Regions from separate parts of the Homo sapiens genome. Here region 1 is linked to region 2. A link is a contact called in ENCODE Hi-C or POLR2A ChIA-PET data. All regions are on one chromosome and are shown on one strand. Each heading gives the region's core, a stretch centred on a gene start or an enhancer-like site at or near the end of the contact. The rest is flanking DNA. Distances are from core to core; before and after follow the strand shown.

Evidence for each region. Hi-C counts contacts between places; a loop is a spot of excess contacts on that map. ChIA-PET counts read pairs that join two places held with the same protein, here RNA polymerase II (POLR2A). Pooled maps may share reads with other maps.
Region 1: a pooled map shows a loop between it and region 2 (3-fold over the local background). The contact joins two enhancer-like sites. A Hi-C loop is called at or near these places in 2 of 50 pooled maps. POLR2A ChIA-PET finds 5 or more read pairs at or near these places in 2 of 52 experiments (activated CD8-positive, alpha-beta T cell and activated T-cell).

The regions. Positions count from the first base shown.
Region 1 is chr6:4,686,767-4,690,729 of GRCh38, forward strand. No RefSeq gene overlaps it. Among named protein-coding and RNA genes, the nearest start is that of KU-MEL-3, 78 kb to the left of the region's middle. Within about 2 kb of position 1,430, at least 8 of the 41 ENCODE cell types and tissues checked have a DNase peak (open chromatin) inside an H3K27ac peak, as active enhancers do.
Region 2 is chr6:4,357,123-4,360,553 of GRCh38, forward strand. No RefSeq gene overlaps it. Among named protein-coding and RNA genes, the nearest start is that of LINC02533, 130 kb to the right of the region's middle. RefSeq lists enhancers at 1,177-1,928, 1,206-2,405, 1,226-2,574. Within about 2 kb of position 1,614, at least 18 of the 41 ENCODE cell types and tissues checked have a DNase peak (open chromatin) inside an H3K27ac peak, as active enhancers do.

The DNA of each region.
Region 1 (3,963 bases), core at 180-2,679, 330 kb after region 2:
TGAGCCATGATCATGCCACTGCACTTCAGCCTGGGCAACATATCAAGACCATGTTTCTTAAAAAAACAAACAAACAGGCTGGGCGCCATGGCTCACGCCTGTAATCCCAGCACTTTGGGAGGCCAAGGGGCCGGGCGGGGGAGGCGTGGATCATGAGGTCAGGAGTTCGAGACCAGCCTGGCCAAGATGGTGAAACCCCATCTCTACAAAAAATACAAAAATTAGCTGGGCATGGTGGCGGGCACCTGTAATCCCAGCTACTCGGGAGACTGAGGCAGGAGAATCATTTGAACCTGGGAGATGGAGGTTGCAGTGGGCCGAGATCATGCCATTGCACTCCAGCCTGAGTGACAGTGTGAGACTATGTCTCAAAAAACAAAAAAATGAAAAAAAAAAAGAACAGCCGAGCTGAATCATCTTACAATTAATTCCACTGTCAGTAAAGCCCTCCACTCACCTACTACCACCAGCACCATGCAGAGCAGACTATAAACAGATTTTTGGTGCACCACTCTTAAACTATAAACAGTATAGGCAAGAATCCCAAGATAACTTGAGAAGCATTTACCCTGTTTCATTGATCCTAAGATGCATGTGTCCGAATGAACATCTCTGAAATCCGCCTTACAAATCAATAGTATTGCAAAATCATGGTCAGTCAGGAGGCAGCCGTGATACGGCCATGCAAAATAATTTCGTGGACACTTTCTCGTAAGATTAAGAGCACCAGCATCGAAGGTTCTCAAAGTCGATAAAATACGGTAATCTGAAAGCCAGAGACCAAAGCAAAGTGGAAAAAGGAGGTAAAAACAGAGAAAATAGCCCCCAAACCCTTATTAATATCCTGAGAGAGATAACGGAATACAATATACTCATTTTTAAAAAATATGAAAGAACATTTAAATAATCCTTGGAATTTAAAATAAGGCAGCTTGCAATAGAAGACTAGGTTGGGAAAATTTCCCAGAGAGAAGGGTAAACAGAAAAAGAGATAGAAAATAGACAAGAAAAAAATAAGAAAATTAGAGAACTGTCCAGGAGTTTCAAAAAGAGAAAATAAAGAAACCATCAGCAAAATTATTCAAGAAAAATCTCTCAGAATTGAAAGACATAAGTTTCTAGATTAAAAGGAGCCCACCAAGTCCCAGAAGACAAAATAAACCCACAACAAAGTGCATCATTGTGACATATAGGAACACTAGGGACAGAGAAAGAGTCTACAAACTTCGAGAGAGAGAGAGAGAACAACGCAGGTCTTAAGTAACAAGGCAGAATATAACAGAGCAGAACTTCCAAATTCCAAATTCCAAATTTTAAAACCTAGAATTGAATACTCAGCCAAACTATCAATGAAATGAGATGACACGATAAAGGCCTTTTCAGACCTGCAGGGAAAGAAGTGAAGAAATCACCCAGATAATGGGTGGAGGCAGAACGCAAGATGGCAGATGAGTCACTGCTGTGTGAGCAACCCGTGCAGTTTGGAGCAGATCAGAAGATCCAGAAGAGATTTCTTCAAGAAAATGAAATTAAACATATTGAGAGGTATGCCCAATTGAAAGAGCTGGCATTGAATTAGTTACAAGTATACAGAAAAATAAGCAAATAGAACTGGAAGACAATTATTAACTCTATGGAAAATAAAAAAGTGCAAGAGGAAGGAAACGTAATGATTGTGTACCGCGTGACTCAGCAAGCATAGTCACAATAAACACTGAAAAATGAGCCAGCCAAAATTAGAACTTAACTGGATAAAGAGAATGGAGAAGACTTAAATTGTGTTCTGAGAGACAGGCGGGTAAAAGACGGTGAAATCTTTGTATTCCAGCAAATACTTACTACCCACATTTTTTCTTCAAGAAACATGCTAGCATTTTACATATTTACCAATTTACATATTTTACAAATACGGAAATGAACATGAAAACACTCAGGTGAAAGTTACAAGGAGGTGCTTCTGGAAAGTGGGACAGGGAACTGCTGCAATGTTTGACAATCAGCCATGTTGAGTGATCTTAATATTTGCACTCTATACATACGTGGCTTTAACAAAAGTAAAAGTTAAAGTAGAAAAAAAGGAAAGAAGAATGAATGAGCATGGGCTTTGAAATCATGCGTAGGTTTGACCACCAAGTATAGTTGGCCCTCTGTATCCATGGATTCCACGTCTGTGGATTCAACCAACCGATTTCGATAATCTGATTTCAGATTATTTCCGATTGAAAATAGCTGGAAAAACGTGTCTGTACTGAACATCCCACTTTGAGAGGCTGAGGTGGGTGGATCACTTGAGGTCATGAGTTTGAGACCAGTCTGGTCAACATGGGGAAACCCCCATTTCTAGTGAAAAAAAAAAAAAATTAGCCGGACGTGGTAGAACACACCTGTAGTCCCAGCTACTCGAGAGGCTGAGGCAGGAGAATCTCTTGAACCTAGGAGGCAGAGGTTGCAGTGAGCCGAGATGGCACCGCCTGGGCAACAGTAAGTGAGACTCCACCTCAAAAAAAAAAAAAGAAAAAAAAAGTTATGCTCTCTGGTAGATAATCAGAAATAACATGAAAGTAAATAGAAATGTTTTAAACCATTTCTTCCTCATGTAAGATATTTTCTGATGGAGTCATAAGAAAAGGAGGAAATGTACAGAAAACAGGAGGGCTTTGGAAGAAATTAGGGGGGTTCTACAAAGTGTTTGGGGCTGGGAGCAACTATTCAAGGAATTTCCATTTCCAAGCTACCAACGGTGTATTGGTCCATTCTCACATTACTATAAAGAACTACCTGAGACCAGGCGCAGTGGCTCACGCCCATATTCCCAGCACTTTGGGAGGCCAAGGTGGGTGTATCAACTAAGGTCAGGAGTTCGAGACCAGCCTGGCCAACATGGTGAAACCCTGTGTCTACTAAAAATACAAAAATTAGCCAGGCATGGTGGTGCATGTCTGTAGTCCCACCTATTCAGGAGGCTGAGGCAGGAGAATTGCTTGAACCCAGAGGCGGAGGTTGCAGTGAGCAGAGATCGTGCCACTGCACTCCAACCTGGGCGACAGGGCGATACTCCGTCTCAAAAAAAAAAAAAAAAAAAAAAAAAAGAACTACCTGAGACTGGGTATTTTTTTAATTTATTTTTATTTTTTGAGACAGCGTCTTGCTCTATTGCCCAGGCTGGAGTGCAGTGGCACAATCTCAGCTCACTGCAACCTCTGCCTCCTAGGCTCAAGGCATTATTCTCCCACCTCAGTCTCTCACGTAGCTGGGACTACAGGCACCTGCCACCACACCGGGCTAATTTTTGTATTTTTAGTACAGAGGAGGTTTCACCATGTTGGCCAGGCTGGTCTAGAACTCCTGAGCTCAAGCAATCCACCTGCCTCAGCCTCCCAAAGTGTTGGGATTACAGGCATGAGCCACCATGCCTGGCCAAGACTGAGTAATTTATAAAGAAAAGAGATTTAATTGGCTCACCATTCCACAGGCTCTACAGGAAGCCTGGCTGGGGAGGCCTCAGGCAACAATCATGGTGGGAGGTGAAGGGGAAGCTGGCACGTCTTACTTGGCAGGAGCAGGAGGACCACCAAGAGAAAGGGGAGGTGCTACATACTTTTAAACAACCAGATCTCGTGAGAACTCACTCACCATCACGAGAACAGCAAGGGGAAAGTCGGCGCCCGTGATCCAATCACCTCCCATCAAGCCCCTCCACCAACAATGGGGATTACAATTCCACATGAGATTTGGGCACAGACACAGACCCAAACCATATCCAATGGAAAGTGACAAATACACCACTGCAGTAACTTACTGTGCAGTTACTATGTCGAAAACCTGGGTGAACGCCTCCCACCATCTGAGGTTCTCTTCAGCCCTCCCCCGAGGCTATCAAGTCACCAGCAACCTTCACCTGCCAAGCAGGGTGCCCACCGCTCTGTCCTAGCCTTCTGTGACCTTTCAGCAGCACTGACGTAC
Region 2 (3,431 bases), core at 364-2,863:
TCTACTTCTACTTGATGGGGGACACCCAGGAACTTCAGATGCTTTCAGTGGAGCTGGCAAGTCCCCATGGGGAGCCTGTTACGTGCCCGGCAGCCCTGTCTTCATCCACTGTTGTGCTCAGTTCCTGTTGGGAATCACTCTGTGGTGTGTCAGGTACTGCCAACACCAAAGTGCTGGGCTCAGCTATGGAGGCACCTGTAAACATCAGCATGCTGGCCACCACCCCCACCTCAGGATGCCCCCAACTCTGGGAGCATTACAGGTCTGTAATCAGCACCATAGAGTGTTAGAAACGGGTCTGGCTAGGGACATAAAAGAGGATTGCCAGACTAGGGACAGTTGTGACCAGAAGCAATAAACCTCCAGTGCCAGCAATTAGTTCATGGTTTTCTTCCACCCCACTTGCTGCATGGGAGCAAATGTGAGAAAGGCAGATGGCAGGGTTGGAGGTCAACTGGGCGAGCACAGCTGGACCAGGGAGGGAGGGAAGTTGCAGTGTTGTGTTGAAAGGGCCAAAGAACCCAGATGCGGAAGGAAGGAAGGAAGGAATGATGGAAGGAAGGAAGAAAGGAAGGGAGGGAGGGAGGAAGGAAAGCCAGGAGTGTTGTGTCAGAATGAAAGCATCTGTGAGGAGTGAGCCTGGAGTTGAAGAACTGGTTTAGTGAGAAGGAGGGCGTGGGAGAGGTGGAGAGGCCCTTGGGGTGAGAGATTTTATTTGTCATGGTTTAGATGCCCCAGATCAGAGAGGTGAATTTCACATATGAAGTATTGAGGTTTTAAGATGAAAAGTCAGCACATCAATACATACTTTGTATCTCCTTAGAATGTAATGTGGCACATATACACCATGGAATACTATGCAGCCATAAAAAATGATGAGTTCATATCCTTTGTAGGGACATGGATGAAATTGGAAATCATCATTCTCAGTAAACTATCGCAAGGACAAAAAACCAAACACCGCATGTTCTCACTCATGGGTGGGAATTGAACCATGAGAACACATGGACACAGGAAGGGGAACATCACACTCTGGGGCCTGTTGTGGGGTGGGGGGAGGGGGGAGGGATAGCATTAGGAGATATACCTAATGCTAAATGACGAGTTAATGGGTGCAGCACACCAACATGGCACATGTATACATAGGTAACTAACCTGCACATTGTGCACATGTACCCTAAAACTTAAAGTATAATAATAATAAAAAAGAATATTTACTTTTTTGAGGTGTGCTCCAAAAACCACCCCCAGCATCTTAGGCTCTGGCTGACTGCTGCTCACCTGTGACCATCTCTAAGTCTGAATCCACATGGCTACACCGTCATGTTATCTGCAGTGCTGTTACTAAAAATGAGATCCTTTTCCTCATGTCCAAATCAGGGCTTCATCTGGATGGGGTCCCAGCTCTGGCACAGGCCAATGGCAGGAGAGTTCAGGGATGGGCACACCTGGCCGGCTGAGGGGAGCCTACAGCCAGGCTGGCCTCCCCAGCCTCTTCAAGTGCAGGGCCTGGCGAAGGCCTGCCCTCTTGGCACCTGTCCTGTTGGTCCTGGGACAGAGCCCACAGCTTGGGATAGTCCTGTGGGAGGGGGAGGTTGAGTCACTTTGCATCACATTCATGTCTCTGCAAATGCTGAGTCACCCTGGATGCAGAGCGAGAGGATGCTGTGGCTGCCTGCCGGGAACGTCTGAACTGGGCAGCCCTTTGCCATTGGCAGGAATGAGTGGGCGTGACGCATTCTCTCCAGTTCTGTGCCTTAGTCACCAAGGTCACTAGATTATGTGTGTCATGCGAGGGAGGCGCATAAAGGGCTGGGAAAGGTGGCAGGCTGCGGTGGGGGAGAGAGAAGGGCAGGAGCAGGCTTGTGTTTCAGATCTCAGCTTTCCTTAGCAAAGGGAGCTTCAGCTTTTCCACGCCCTCTCTGTGTATTCTTTAATTTTCCGGTCTCCCCTTAAGATGACTTTGCAGTTAATCAGGCTTGAATCTTCACGGTCTCTTGTTGCTACAGGATGAAGTTTCAGTTCTTAGCCTGGCATTTAAGGGTCTACAATTTGGTGGCCCAGCCATCATGTCCTGGGAACAGCTCTGGCCCTGGAGAGGAAGCCTCTCGAGGCTGTCACAGTTTGGTTCTTCTTTCCCAGGACAATCCTCCACTGCTCTCCTGGCCAGCTGCCTCCTCCAGCCAGCCGGCCCTCTCCCTCCCTGCTCTTCCCAAGTCCCAGGCTCAAAGTGCGGCTCACATCCCTCCTTTCCCTGAGCCTTCCCAGACAGCCAGCCCCACAGTGGCCTCCTTCCATTCTCAAAGCCTTTGGTGGCACTTCATGGCAGAGCCAGGGTAGAAAACAGGGACGATGAGACTTACAAATCTGAGCTCAAATTCCAGATCCTTCTCTGACTTGCAGTGTGATCTTGTGCAAGACACAAAACCTCCTGGCCCTTAGATTTCTTCTTCTGCTACAAATGATCAGAGGTTCATGAGGGAAATGGAACTTAGTGTCTGAGTGCTGGGCACAAGGTAAGGACTCAATCAGTGCTGGCCCCGCCTCTTTTGCTCTCACCGCCTCTTACTTTTTTATGACTTCTTTAGCATCCATTATATCCATGTATGTTTATATTTAAAGTTATTTTATTATGTGTGTGTATACTGATTCCCTAATTGAATTGATTGTGTGTTTTCATTCATTTTTTGAAAGAATTTTTGTGGAGAGTCTATTATGTTCCACAGCTTGTGCCAGACACTAGGGAGTCAAAGGGGGAAAGATGCTGTTCCCAACAGAAAGTCTGGTCTTATACTTCTTTGTAAAGTCACCATAAATATTCTTTAGTGACAGGTAGAGTGAAAATAAACAAAATATTTTCCACATAGTGATAAGTATAATAGATGCCAAATAAATATTTGTTGAGTTTTAGCTTTGGAGTTTTAGATGAAAAGTGTGAAATGCCTTCATGATATTTTATTTCAGAGCTTAACATATTTCAGTTGTGACCAAATTGAAAAGTCCGAACCTTCAAAACTGAAATGCTAGGAAATGATTGCTCATGATCTAGAAGGATTTGTCAAGGGCTTTCTTTAAAAGCCTTCAGCCTCGCGGGGCTCCGTGTGTGTACACACGCATGTGCGTGTGTTCTGAGGGCTACCAAGAGAAGCAAGGGTTGCAGGGAAGGCTCTAACAACGCCCTTGAAGGGAAAAGTCAATCAGAAACAAATTGACTACAGCTGTGAGATTCTAATGTATGTCAATGAAGAGATAAGATTCAATCTACAAATATTTGAATTACATGCAAAATGTAAGTCACAAATCTCGCACCTAAAGTCAGGGTTACCTTCCAATACTCCAGCCTTGTTGTACAAGTCGGGGCTTACACCATCGCAGGGCAGAACTGCTCCCATAATGAGTATAGGAAATATTCAGCCCACCATTTCTGAATA